Regions from separate parts of the Homo sapiens genome. Here region 1 is linked to region 2. A link is an interaction called in ENCODE POLR2A ChIA-PET data of the cell type or tissue named here. Cell type or tissue: Caco-2. All regions are shown on one strand. Links, peaks and the distances in the headings refer to the core of each region. The heading gives the core; the rest is flanking DNA.

Evidence for each region. ChIA-PET counts read pairs that join two places held together with the same protein. Peaks named below come from ENCODE experiments on the same cell type or tissue, not always from the same donor. Only the 100,000 strongest peaks of a DNase experiment are listed, where the experiment ranks them.
Region 1: POLR2A ChIA-PET joins it to region 2 with 5 read pairs; 2 of 35 experiments call an interaction of 5 or more read pairs at or near these places.

The regions. Positions count from the first base shown.
Region 1 is chr6:3,500,525-3,506,689 of GRCh38, reverse strand. No RefSeq gene overlaps it. Among named protein-coding and RNA genes, the nearest start is that of SLC22A23, 47 kb to the right of the region's middle. In Caco-2, for the core only: no CTCF peak of the experiment used is centred there; no DNase peak of the experiment used is centred there.
Region 2 is chr6:3,379,979-3,386,143 of GRCh38, reverse strand. All of the region lies in intron 3 of SLC22A23 (solute carrier family 22 member 23), which reads left to right. Among named protein-coding and RNA genes, the nearest start is that of SLC22A23, 74 kb to the left of the region's middle. In Caco-2, for the core only: no CTCF peak of the experiment used is centred there; DNase peaks (open chromatin) are centred at 2,453 and 3,603.

The sequences.
Region 1 (6,165 bases), core at 1,243-5,242, 120 kb before region 2:
GGCATTTAATAAACCTCCATTAAGGATTTAGAAAGTCAAGGCAGGTCCTTTATTCTCAACAAATACAGCACTGGCTTTTCTTCTGTCTTCTCCTGTTTTTCCTCTTTCTTGTTCTCTCTTCAGTTTCTCCTTTCCCTTCTCTCCTCTCTCATTTCTGTTTCCTCTTCTGCTTTTGCCTCCCTTTCCCTGGGTCTCTGTGGCCATAAATGACCCAAATGTTAAAAACAGAAGTGACCTTGGGAGGCCATCAGTCGAAGCCACTGGTGTGGCAGATGAGCAAATCAAGCTCCAGAGGAAGTCAGGGTTTACCTAGGGCCACCCCTCCAGGCGGTGGCAGACAGGACCAGAGCTAGCTTCTGCATCAGTGTTCTTGTCACTCGGCCTCTGGAGGTCACCTCCTACCAGCGTTGTCCACACCATGTCCTGAAGGGAGACACCACTCCTTAATGTCTCCTTCTGTGTTCAGAAAGTAGACAGGCAGGAATCACTTTTTCACTCGGGAGTGTGAGATCAAACACATGATACTTTTGCAATGTCAGTGGTTAAAGTGTTTTTCAAGGTGATGGATACAAAGCACAGGGCAGGAGGGTGCTCAGGTCTCCAAGCTTCAAGGGTGTGGACAACTGCATCTCACCGGGCTTTCCAGCTTTATGCCACAAACAATAGAAGTATGTTCCCAGCACCATCTCCTCTCCCTAAAGACCTGGCTACTGTATCTTGAGTGCTCAGCCTGGAAGCTGTGGGACAAGAACCAATTTTAGAGTAGAAAAGGGAATGAAGAACAGCCTTAGCGGCCACCTCTCCAGACAAGACATTTTCTCCCTGCCAGCCACTACGTTGTGGGTTTTACACACAGAGCAGGTTAGTGTCACAGGGCACAAAACGCAAATGTGCAAAAAGGCCACATTTTCACTTTAACTGCATTTCATTTCTACCTCAAGCCTCCATTCTGCTCAGAGGCAAAAAAGTTAATGCAATGACTCCCCAGACAGTCATTTCACGTGAAATGCAGCCAATCCAGTGCTGACTCCTTCTCTCCCAGCGCATGTCGATGTTCTGAGTGACGTGCAGGCAGCATTCAGCTGTTGGGAGAGGGGTCTGGTTGAGGTCATCTCCCGCTCTGCTCCCATGCACACCGGGGTGTGCTTCTCCTGATTCACCCTTGGGAGCTAGAATCAGTCCCCACTGGCATCTCCCAGGAAATGTGAGGGCTTGGCATCCTCTTGCACAGCAGCCTATGCGTTCTTCTGTTTCCTCTCCCCAGCCTGGAGGAGCCTGTGGCTTTGAGAGATGAAGCCAGCTGGACTTCCTGGGTCGAGTGAGGAGAACTTTTCTGTCTTACAAGAGGATTGTAAAACACACCAATCAGCACTCTGTAACTAGGATTGTAAAACATGCCATTGAACTCTCTGTAGCAAGCAGGGGATTGTAAAATGCACCAATCAGTGCTCTGTAAAAACGCACCAATCAGCACTCTACTCTGTAGCTAGCAAGAGGATTGTAAAATGCACCAATCAGTGCTCTGTAAAATGCACCAATCACTGCTCTGTAAAATGCACCAATCAGCACTCTGTAAAACACACTAATCACTGCTCTGTAAAATGCACCAATCAGCGCTCTGTAAAACGCACCAATCAGCAGGATCCTAAAAGTAGCCAGTCGCAGGGAGGATTGAAAGCAGGGCACTCTGACAGGACAGAAAGGGAACACGGGAGGGGACAAATAAGGGAATAAAACTTGCCACCCCCTGCCCCGCCCCTCCCCTCTCCCAACCCCCCCGTGTCCAACCCCCCCTCCCCTCTCCCAACCCCCACCTCCCCCCCAGCCAGCAGCGGCAACCCGCTGGCATAACCCTCCATGCTGTGGAACTTTGTCTTTTCGCTCTTGGCAATAAACCTTGCTACCACTGGGTTCCTACCATTTTTAAGAGCTGTAACACCACAAAGGTCTGCAGCTCCATTCTTGAAGTCAGCGAGACCACGAACCCCCCAGCAGGAACCAACTCAGAACACAGCTTCACCAGCTCTCACTCAGGCTCACTTCCAGCTCTCTTCTTCTGGGTACATAGATTACACTTCTCTTTGAAGTTGGGCGACCTTATGTCATGTTTGGGCTGATGAGATCTTTAGCAGAGACATCTCATCAGCCAAAACATGACATAAGGTCGCCTAACTTCAAAGGGGTGAGAAATGTATGTGTGTGACTTCCAGGTAGAAGCCTGTGAGAACCGAGGAGTAAGCCTCCACCTTCCTTTCCCTGTGTCTGGGGTATGCAGTGGCTTTTCTGGCTTCCTAGGTCTTTGGATGAGGACAATGTGAAACAGACACAAGATGTAGCAGAAGCAAGAAACAAAACCTCATTGTTTCAAGTCACATGGGATTTGGGGGCTACTGGGAACCACCTAATAGAGGGGATAATGAAGTGTTCAAATGCTCTCCTGTGCCTCTTGGGGCCAGGGGAGATAGGCGAGTTCTTGGGGACCCTCCGTACGCTGGCCACATGTCCATCTTGTGCCCACCGCTGCTACCAAGGGGCAGAGGTCTTCTCTGTACCTTTTGCTGTGATATTCAACTTCTGGGGTATGAAACACAAGGCCCCCAGACTCTCAAATTCTGAAACTCTTCTGAGGCTTCAATTATCATTTCTCACCAGAGGCAACTTGGTCTACAAAGTGGAAAGATAGGCGGGGCACTGTGGAGTCCACCCACTACCCACACCCGGACCTACCCCTCTGGTTCCCTCTCCACCGACTTTGTCTCAGACATTGATCTAGATCCAAAAGGCGCATCAGGCTGCTAGCCATTGATTCTCTTTCTAATGCATTGTTTATGGCATGAACTTTATGGCTATCTCCTCAGAGGGTAACCTTTTTAGATTCTCAAGCTTATGCTCTTGCAAATCCAAAGCATTTTCTCTCAAGACTATTTCCTTTTCCTCGACAACTTATTTTTTAAAATCATCAAAGAAATATATGTACATGATTAAAATCAAAGAGAACCACAAGCCTTGTGATGAAAACGGACACTTTTAACTCTTTGCCATTCTAGTATTTACAGCCTTAATTCTAAATAATATTATTAAAATATTATTTCTTGATTTATCCATTTTAGACATCATCCAATGACTTCTTACTATGGAAAACGAGCATTTAGTATCTTGCATCTTCTCAGCCCCTCAGTCTGCAGTCCCTCCTCCTCCACCTTCCCAATACTGACTAGATCAATAGTCTGCACTTAACAGTATGATGGTCAGGAACTGTGATTTCATTTATTCCTCACTTACAATTTTAATTTTTCCCCTGAATCTAATAATCTAGTAACACTAATAGTTATCATTTGGATAGCTAATCATTTTTGTTTGCTTGGTTTGTTGTTAATTCTTCCTTAATCCTTCAACAGAATTATAAAACCTTTCTGAATATTATTGTCTACCTACATGACCAAACACATCAGGTAACTGATCCATTCCATCTTTTTCCAGGATATTTCTCTCCTAAGCCTTCAGTCCTCCTACCGAGAAGACTGAGATTGTGCTGGTCCCCACATGCCTCTGCCAGAGGTGGCCTGTGCTTCTGTCTGCTTTGGGATGCTCTGTTCCCTGGAGCCCCTGTCTTCCTCATTCTTGGTATACCGCTTTATTTTCCTCTAATAACTCAGAAGAAAGGGTACATGAGAGTAGATGTTTTTAAATCATGCCTCACAAGAGAGACATCCTCTCTCTGGATGGATAATTTAGTAAGATAAGAGTCATTTCCCCCTGAATTTCTGGCTTCCATTATGGCTCTGAGAGGCCCCTATGAAATTCCAATTCTCTTGCCTTTGCATGTGAACTTTTCTTCTCCTCTCTGGAAGCCTTTAGTACCGTGTCTTGTTATTAGTGTTTTAATATTTCAGCAGTGTGTTTTAGTGAGGGTGCTTTCTCATCCACCGTGTTGGGCATTCTGTGGGCCTCTCAGTTTAGACATTCATATATTTCATAATCAAGCTGTGCACTTCAGATTTGTGCATAGTATTTATATTTGCATGGTGTTATATTTGCATATCAATAACATTTTTAAGAACAGGAAAGGGGAGAGCCTACTTGGAGCTCAAGAGCTGAGCTGTTAACCCTTTTGTAGCTATCCCCCACAAATCCCTCCCCGAAGGCCACACACACTTTGAGAGAACAGAGGGCAAAGGTGATAGAAATTGTGGTTGGGAAGGAGCGTGCATATGGGGAGAAACTCGGCTAATATATTGCAGAATTCTGTCTTGCCACGTTTACCTGGTTTATTTAGGCCTTACAGTTGCTCTGCAAGGTTGGTGTTATTATCCCCAGTTTACCAATGAGAAAATCAAGACTCAGACCATTTGAGGAACTTCTCTAAGATCCCACTGCTAACTCAGCTTTCAGCCTGATTTGGAGTCTTGCTGACCCTGAAGCTCTTCTTCTTCTTCTTCTTTTTTTTTTTTTTTTGGCTGAAAACGTTTCAAGTTTTATAAACCCACAGATCAAAGGCACTGAACAAGCAGCCTAAGCGCATAGTGTAAACACAAACAGAACCTCACCAGGGCACTTTGTAATCCAGTTTCTGAAAACCAGTGACAAGAAGAGTATCGTTAAAAAGAGACAGAGAGGGGGATAAAAAAAAAAATTAAACAGAGGAACAAAGTCTCAGGCAAGGGGCTGCTTATCAGAAACTAGCAAGCCAGGGGACAATGGAATGATATATTTTGTTTTTTTAAACTTCACATTCTTAATCAATAGAAAGAATAGGCCACCAGCTGCTGAAAGGAATGTTCTGTGAGTACCACATGTCAAACCTCAGACTTGAGATCCTTTTGTTTTTTACTTTCTCTCTTTCTGTTCCCTTACAAGGATGGTGAATCTTCTAGGTAAACTCAGATGAAAACCTAAGCTCTCTGAGGCCACAGAAAAGTATTGTTTTCTTCCATGGAATCCAGCAAAGATTAGTAATCTAGAGAATACGTTTTTAATTGACTAAGAATGATCTTGTTCTCCTGCCCCTGTGATTCTAAGCTTATATTGTATCGGCATTGACCACATCTCCATAACTTTGGAGGCTGGCAGAGAATACCCCACTGGATCCCCTTCCTTTTTAAAAACAGATTTCTTTTGGAGGTGATCTGGGACTCCTTCACATAAACAGGAAGCATGAACAAACCTGCTGAGTCCCTGTGGGTTTTCCCCATTGGGCTAGTTGTCATTTTTCCAGCTGATTCCCAAATGTTTCTTTTCCAATTCCATGGTGAAAAGTAGGCCGGGCACGTTGGCTCACGTCTGTAATCCCAGCACTTTGGGAGGCCAAGGTGGGCGGATCACGAGGTCAGGAGATGGAGACCATCCTGGCTAACACGGTGAAACCCCGTCTCTACTAAAAATACAAAAAATTAGCCGGGCGTGGTGGCGGGCGCCTGTAGTCCCAGCTACGCGGGAGGCCGAGGCAGGAGAATGGCGTGAACCCGGGAGGCGGAGCTTGCAGTGAGCCGAGATCGCACCTCTGCACTCCAGCCTGGGCGACAGAGTGAGACTCCGTCTCAAAAAAAGAAAAAAAAGAAAAGTAAACTAAGCATTTTGATTTCTCTAGTGACACAGAAGTCTCAATGAAGTAGAACTATTCATTAGTGTAATAAAAATCCAATGGAAATGGAGGTAAATATTTCCCTGATAAATGAAAACTGCAATTGGATTCTCTTTCCACAATTAAATTTGCTAGCTTAGTATCCTGGTTTTGCAACATGGTGATTAATACATTAAACCCATTAAACCCTAAGTAACTCTTTACATCTGTTTGCATATTTTTTTTAGAAGCGCACACAGAATTAGTCTGAACCAAAGGTGTAATTTATTTGTCTGCAGTCTGAGTCACCGAGTTCCCTCAGGGTGTCTTTCAACTTGTTTTTTTTAAATCTCTATGGAGTATTTTTTTTTTTCAAAACACATGATCTGTTTAGAAACAGGCTACCCAGCACAGAACCAAACCTGTTCTACTGTTTTCTATTTTAGAATTTGCTTACATGACTTAAAAAATTTTAAGGCTCTGTATTTTACATGTTTTCACAGCTCTGAATTGAGAAAAGTAATGCAAGCTTGTCTGACCCATGGCCCACCGGCCACATGCAGCCCAGAACAGCTTTGAATGCAGTCCAACACAAACTCGTAAAC
Region 2 (6,165 bases), core at 757-4,756:
CGGGAGGGGTGTGGAAAGGTGTGAGTTCTTCAAGCCGATTGAAGTCCCCTCATCAGTGACCACAGGAATGGGCATGAATGGGGAATTTGAGAGCCGCATCATTTAGAGTGAGATGTGTCACATCTGGCAGCGTCCTGCTCAAATGCGGGGCTTGGGTGTTTGTTGCAGTATCTTGGCAGCCTAATAGGCTATTCTGTGGATGTTCTTTTTGGAAAAGAACTGTGAAAAAAAATGAGATGACCACATTTCCCTTTGCAGTATTCTAGCTCTAATACGTCTCTCTGTCCTGGTAACAGAGTGCTCTCTGAGGAATGTTGTTTGTTTTGAGGACAGGGAGTTTTTGTTTTTCATATGGGCCAGTTGCAGGCACATGTGTTTGTGGGCAGCCCTGGTCAGGAGTGGCTGGCACTGAGCATGGGCTGTGACTTCAGAGGACTTCCCCAAGGAGCCCAGACTTGTAAGGGAACTCAGACAATTAGCTCCAACAGTAGGGGACAAAGCTAATTTTTAGTAAACTTGTCAGTTGTGTGGTTCAGCTAAGGCACCTGTGTTTTACAACTTTCTGTTTGATCATGGTAAAATACACATACCATAAAATTTACCATCTTAACCTTTTTTTTTGTTTTTTGAGACAGAGTTCTGCTCTGTCGCCCAGGCTAGAGTGCAGTGGCACCATCTCTGCACACTGCAACCTCTGCCTCCCAGACTCAAGGACTTCTTGTGCCTCAGACTCCCAAGTAGTTGGAACTATAGCCATGGGCCACCGCACCCGGCTAATTTTTTTTGTATTTTTAGTAGAGACAGGATTTTGCTGTGTTGGCCAGGCTGGTCTCAAACTCCTGGCCTCAAGTGATCCACCCACCTTGGCCTCTCAAAGTGCTGGGATTACAGGCATGAGCCACCGTGCCCAGCCCATCTTAACCATTTAAGTGTATGGTTCAGTGGCATTAAGTTCATTCACCCTCTAGGGCACCCCTCACCACCATCCATCTCCAGAACTCTTTTCATCTTCCCAAACTGAAAGTGCACCCATTTAACAACAAATTCCCATTCTCCCTCCTCTCCCCAGCCCTTGGTAACCGCCGTTCTCCTTTCTGTCTCTATGGATTTCACTACACTAGTGCCTCATATAAATGGATTCATACAGCATTTGTTTTTCTGTGACTGGCTTATTCCACTGAGCATAATGTCCTCCATGTTCAGACATGTTGCAGCAGATATGAGAATCCCCTTCCTTTTTAAGGCGGGATCGTATTATATCGTATGGATAGGCCACATTTTGTTCACCCATTCACACTTAGGTTGCTTCCACATTCTCGCTATTGTGAATACTGCTGCTGTGAACACATGTGTGTGTTTTTGAGTTCCTGCTTTCAGTTCTTGAAGGACTATACCCAGAAGTAGAAATGCTGGATCATATGATTTGGGGGACTTTTAAAATCACTGTGTTCTTTGGAGGCTATCTGTGAGGTTCTGGCTTAACTTACCATAAGCATTAATGAATAAAAGTTTTTATTGACATTTTTAAAAATAGAAATAACAAGCAAAAAGAATGTGGTAATTATTTGGTAATTAAGGTTCAAGTTCAAACTAGGTAGTGTGATGATGAAACCAAAAGGCAGCTCTGTTCCGTGATTTATTTTCTTTGTATCATTATCTACCTCCATGTTTATTCTTGCCACCAGGAAAATGTGTTTTTTAAGTGATTTTCCCACTGATATGATTTAGAAGTATTTATAAAGTATTTACAGCATTCGTAATTTTTACTTATCTATACTTTTAAAGGATTAAGAAACATTCTTAGACAGAAATGCTTATTTAACATGAGTCTGAGATTAAAACCTATTTTTATAAAGCAGACGTATGATAGGAGATTGTTTACTTTAGAGAAGGAGCAACCACTTTGCAAAGATTCACTGTGAGATGTCTTTACAATTGCAGCCCTACAGGTGCATGAATATTTAATTCAATGTACTAAAAGTCAATTTATACAAAAATGTTTTCTCCTGCTTGTAGCAGTCTATAAGCATCTGCTATGATAATGAAGCACCTCATGCAATTTTGGCCTGGCACCGTTTTTGTTCTTCTCAAGTAATAGGGGTGTACATCATTACTGCGGACATCCGGGAGCTGGCACCGGTCTCAACCCAGCAGAAACCTGAGGGACTTTAGGGTACCAGAGGAAGCTGATGTTGCCACAGCCAGAAGAATCTTGTAAAAAGGCAGCTCTGATCATGTCACTTTACTCCATACCATAAATCCTTCAAAGGCTCTCATTGCTTTTAGAATAAAGGCTTTCTGTGGCTGGTCAGGCGCATAGTAGGACCTCAGGGGGCCCTCTCAGCCCCGTCGCCCGCCCCCACCTCACTTGCTCTGCCTGTTTTGCTGAGCTGGTATCAGTTCCTTGAAAACCTTGCAATCTGTGTCATCACTGGACTTTCGCCAGAACACTCTCCTGTGACTTTTTCTCAGGGTGAAGTTTGCTCATAAAGTCCTCAGATAAGGTTGGCGCCACTTTTTCTAGGGATTTTCTTCTGACCCCTCACATCAGAGTCAGAGGCCCCTCCTCCGTGTGCCTGTAGCACTCTCCACTGTCCTAGTCACAGAATCATAGCGCTCGTCACACTGACTCTGTGTTCAACATGGTTTGGTTTTATTTAACCACGGAGTAGATATAAAAATACTAATAAGATATATGTCAGCTATAAAGGATTCTACACCGTGCACGTTCATGTACTCACTACCCGGCTTTGGTGCCTTTCAGGCACCCTGGGTGTCCCTCCCCAGCCCCACCCTCAGAGAAAAAACCAGCCAGAATTTTGTGTTATTTGTTCCCTTTTCTTTATTATTTTACCTCATCTGTTAGTATGCATAAACAGTACATCATTTAGTTTTGCATTTTTAATAAGTCAAATCATACCGTGTGTGTTCCTCCATACGTTATCTTTCACTCAGCATTATTTCTGAGATGCCGCCTGTGTTGATCTTTATAGCTTTATCATTTGTTTGTTTCTCTGCTGTCTGAATATGCTGCTATCATTTGGGCTGTCATTGCTTTTATACATCTCTCTATTCCTTCTCTTTCCCTTACACCCCCATCTTCACCCTAACACACAATTTTAGTCTCCAAAAGGAGTTTATCTTGCTCGTTGTTATGTCTTAGGATCTGGCATAAGAAAATGTTTGTTAAATGAAGTGCATACCCTTTGGTCTGAGAGTCTGTCTGTAAACAATGAGTGAGTTTACCATTCCATCATTCCATCAGTAATCAGCAGCAATGCCCTTCTTTGGCAAGAGCTCTTTCCTCCCTACACCTTCCCTTGCTATAATACTAGACTAGGACTCAACAAACTTTTTCTGTAATGTCCCAGATGGCAAATATTTTAGGCTTTGCAGGCCATATGTTTTTTGCCACAGCTACTTAATCCTGCCACCATAACATAAAGCAGCCATAGATGATATGTAAACAAATGGGTGTTACAATAAAGCTTTATTAACAAAAGCAGGCAGTGGGCCAAATTTGTCCCACAGGCTATAGTTTGCCAACCTCTGTCGTAGATGACTCACCTGGTTGGAAGGAAGGACAATGTTGCTACTAGGTCAGAGATGGGAAACTTTGATCACAGAGCCCAGGGGGACTCGCCCAGTCTATTAATAGTACAGGCAAGGATAAAGCTGAGCTTGTGATACCTCATAAGGCCTTGAGGCAAAATAAAAGTTGAGGGAGAAAGGTAGCAATTTTCAGACTAGGGCGTAAGTGCATCTTAAGGGTCAGTATGTTATGCATTGTAAACTACGTTACAAAGCCACAACTAAAAATACTACCATGAGATTTGAATTTTAGGCTGGGACAGAGTTTAGCTATTCACCTCACTGTCCTTCATCTGACACTTTCTTCCCTGATTCATCTCCAGCATCTGAGGCTTGAGCCTGGCTGGCTGTGCATACTGAGGACTAAGAGTTGGTGGCTCAACCCTGTCACTCTGTCAAGCATGCAGAATAGATTCTCATGGAGAAAATATTGACTTATCTTTGTTGAACTGAGAGAGCAGAGCAGCATCCTTGAAGAGCTCTAAGTACAAGTGGAGGATCCACCTCCACTGAGTTATTCCCCTTATGTTAAAGTGGACCCCCTTGTCATCGTGACATCAGGGTAAGTGAGGCGGAACATTGCAGGGAAAGAGCATGGGCCTGGGGCAGACAGATGGGAATCTGGGTCACTCATAGTCTTCTCATTCTTTAAGCAGGGTGCATGCCTGTCTCACAAAATCATTGTGAGGGGTGTGTCTTGCTCATGGTGGCAGCAAATGAGTCTGAAAGGAGCGTGGCTGAGGGAGGCCAAGAGGATGCTGATAAGAAAAGGAACTAGGGACTTTACTGTGCACTGCCAGGCATTGTTCTAGCTCTTTTCTCCTGATTCCATTCTCACCATAAGCCTGTAAGAAATAAATTCCACTACTGTCCCCCTCGCACAGATGGTAAATGGAGCAGAGAGAAGGCAGGGCGCTGGGCCAGGCTTGCTTGGCTGGAAGGCTGTAGAGCTGGGATTGGGAGCACAGCGTGTCTGGCTGGAGAGTCCCCACTCTTCTCTGCGACATGGTTTATCACAGTGGCTGTGCTGATATTTTAAGCCTGGCTGTTGTTAATTTTTATTGGGGACTGGTCCTGAAACGCCTCACCACTGAGGCTACTCAGTCAGCCCCATTCTGCTGTCCTGTAGTTAGTTGATCCTGCCCAACCTATGGCAGAATAGACAAAAGGTGTCCTAGGGAAAGGTCCCCAAAAAGATCAGAGTATAAAGTTGAAGATGGCTGAGCCCCCACTGTACTACAGTGCTGTGGTTAATGGGCAGATGGACCTCACTAAGGCAGGCTTCTCTTCCTCACCTCCCCACAGAGAGGCCCCAGCAGGCTGGGGAGATGTGGTGTCCCCATGCCTGGCAGAGAGATAGCCACGGGAAGGGACTTCAGTTAGTCCTTTTGATGGTTCTCGGGCTCTGATGAAGGAGACACAGAAAGTGGCCTAGAGACATCAGCCATTCCCCTAAGGACACAAAGCACCCAGGACGTGGTGTCAGTGCCTTCACATACGAGGCATCTCTGAAGCAGTTTCAAAAAGTTGAAGAGATTTCAAAATGCCCATGAGGTTAGGCAGATTCCTGTGACTGGTCCTGACCAATGAGCTGCGAGTGGAAGTGACCTGTCACTTCTGGGCTGGAGCATTCAGTTACCTGTAAGAGACCTGCTAGGCCTCCTGGATGCCGGCCAGCAGCATTCACAATGGTAGCTGCTCCGTCAGCCTGCATCCCCACGTGACAATGACAAGCAGAGACCCACCAGCCCTCAATAGGCATGTATTGTGAATAAGAAATAAGCTGTTGGCATTTTCAGCCTCTGAGATTTTAAAAAGTTGTTACTTCAGTGCAACACAGCTTGTGGCTGATACACAAACTCACTGCAGTTTTCCCCGTCCTTGCTAATAGCTTGATTTTTTTTTTTAATAACTTAATGTGAGTTAGTACTAGCATGAAAGGATGTTAGTGTTGACTTTGGGTGTATAGAGTTTTGTAGAGAGTAAATAGGAAGTTCCAAAATAGAGTCCGGTTTCACAGGACTTTGTACATATTGATTTAAATCTACCGGAATGCCTAGTTTCATGATAATGTCAATAAATGTTTGATTCATTGGTCAGGCCATTGTTGGGCCACTCAGATGTATGGAAATACTATTAGCTGATGCATCCAAATTAGTTATTCCCTGGAATATTCTTCTTACCAATTCCTTATTATTGTGGTTTGAAATAGTTCAGCCTTATACTACTATCTTACTTAACTATGTCAAGATAGGTTAGTGGAGGGGTTATAGTCAAGGCTATCATGCCTGTTCACCCAGACCAATTCATTTCAGTTTGAAGCTTTCATCTAAATGTTTCTAAAGCCTGCTCACCTTGTTGAGTTTGGGTAAGCCACTCACCCCTATGGAGTCAGTGTTGTTCAGATATCAAGCGCTACTCTGGCTTAGAATTCATATTCTATTATTTATGTCTTTAACAGAGATTGTTTGGGATTTCTGTACTCTTCACCCTCTAGCCCCCTCATCCCTCATTATGTTCTCACATTTCCTCTCTTTATCTCTCCCACAGGCATGTGTACAGATGCACGCACGT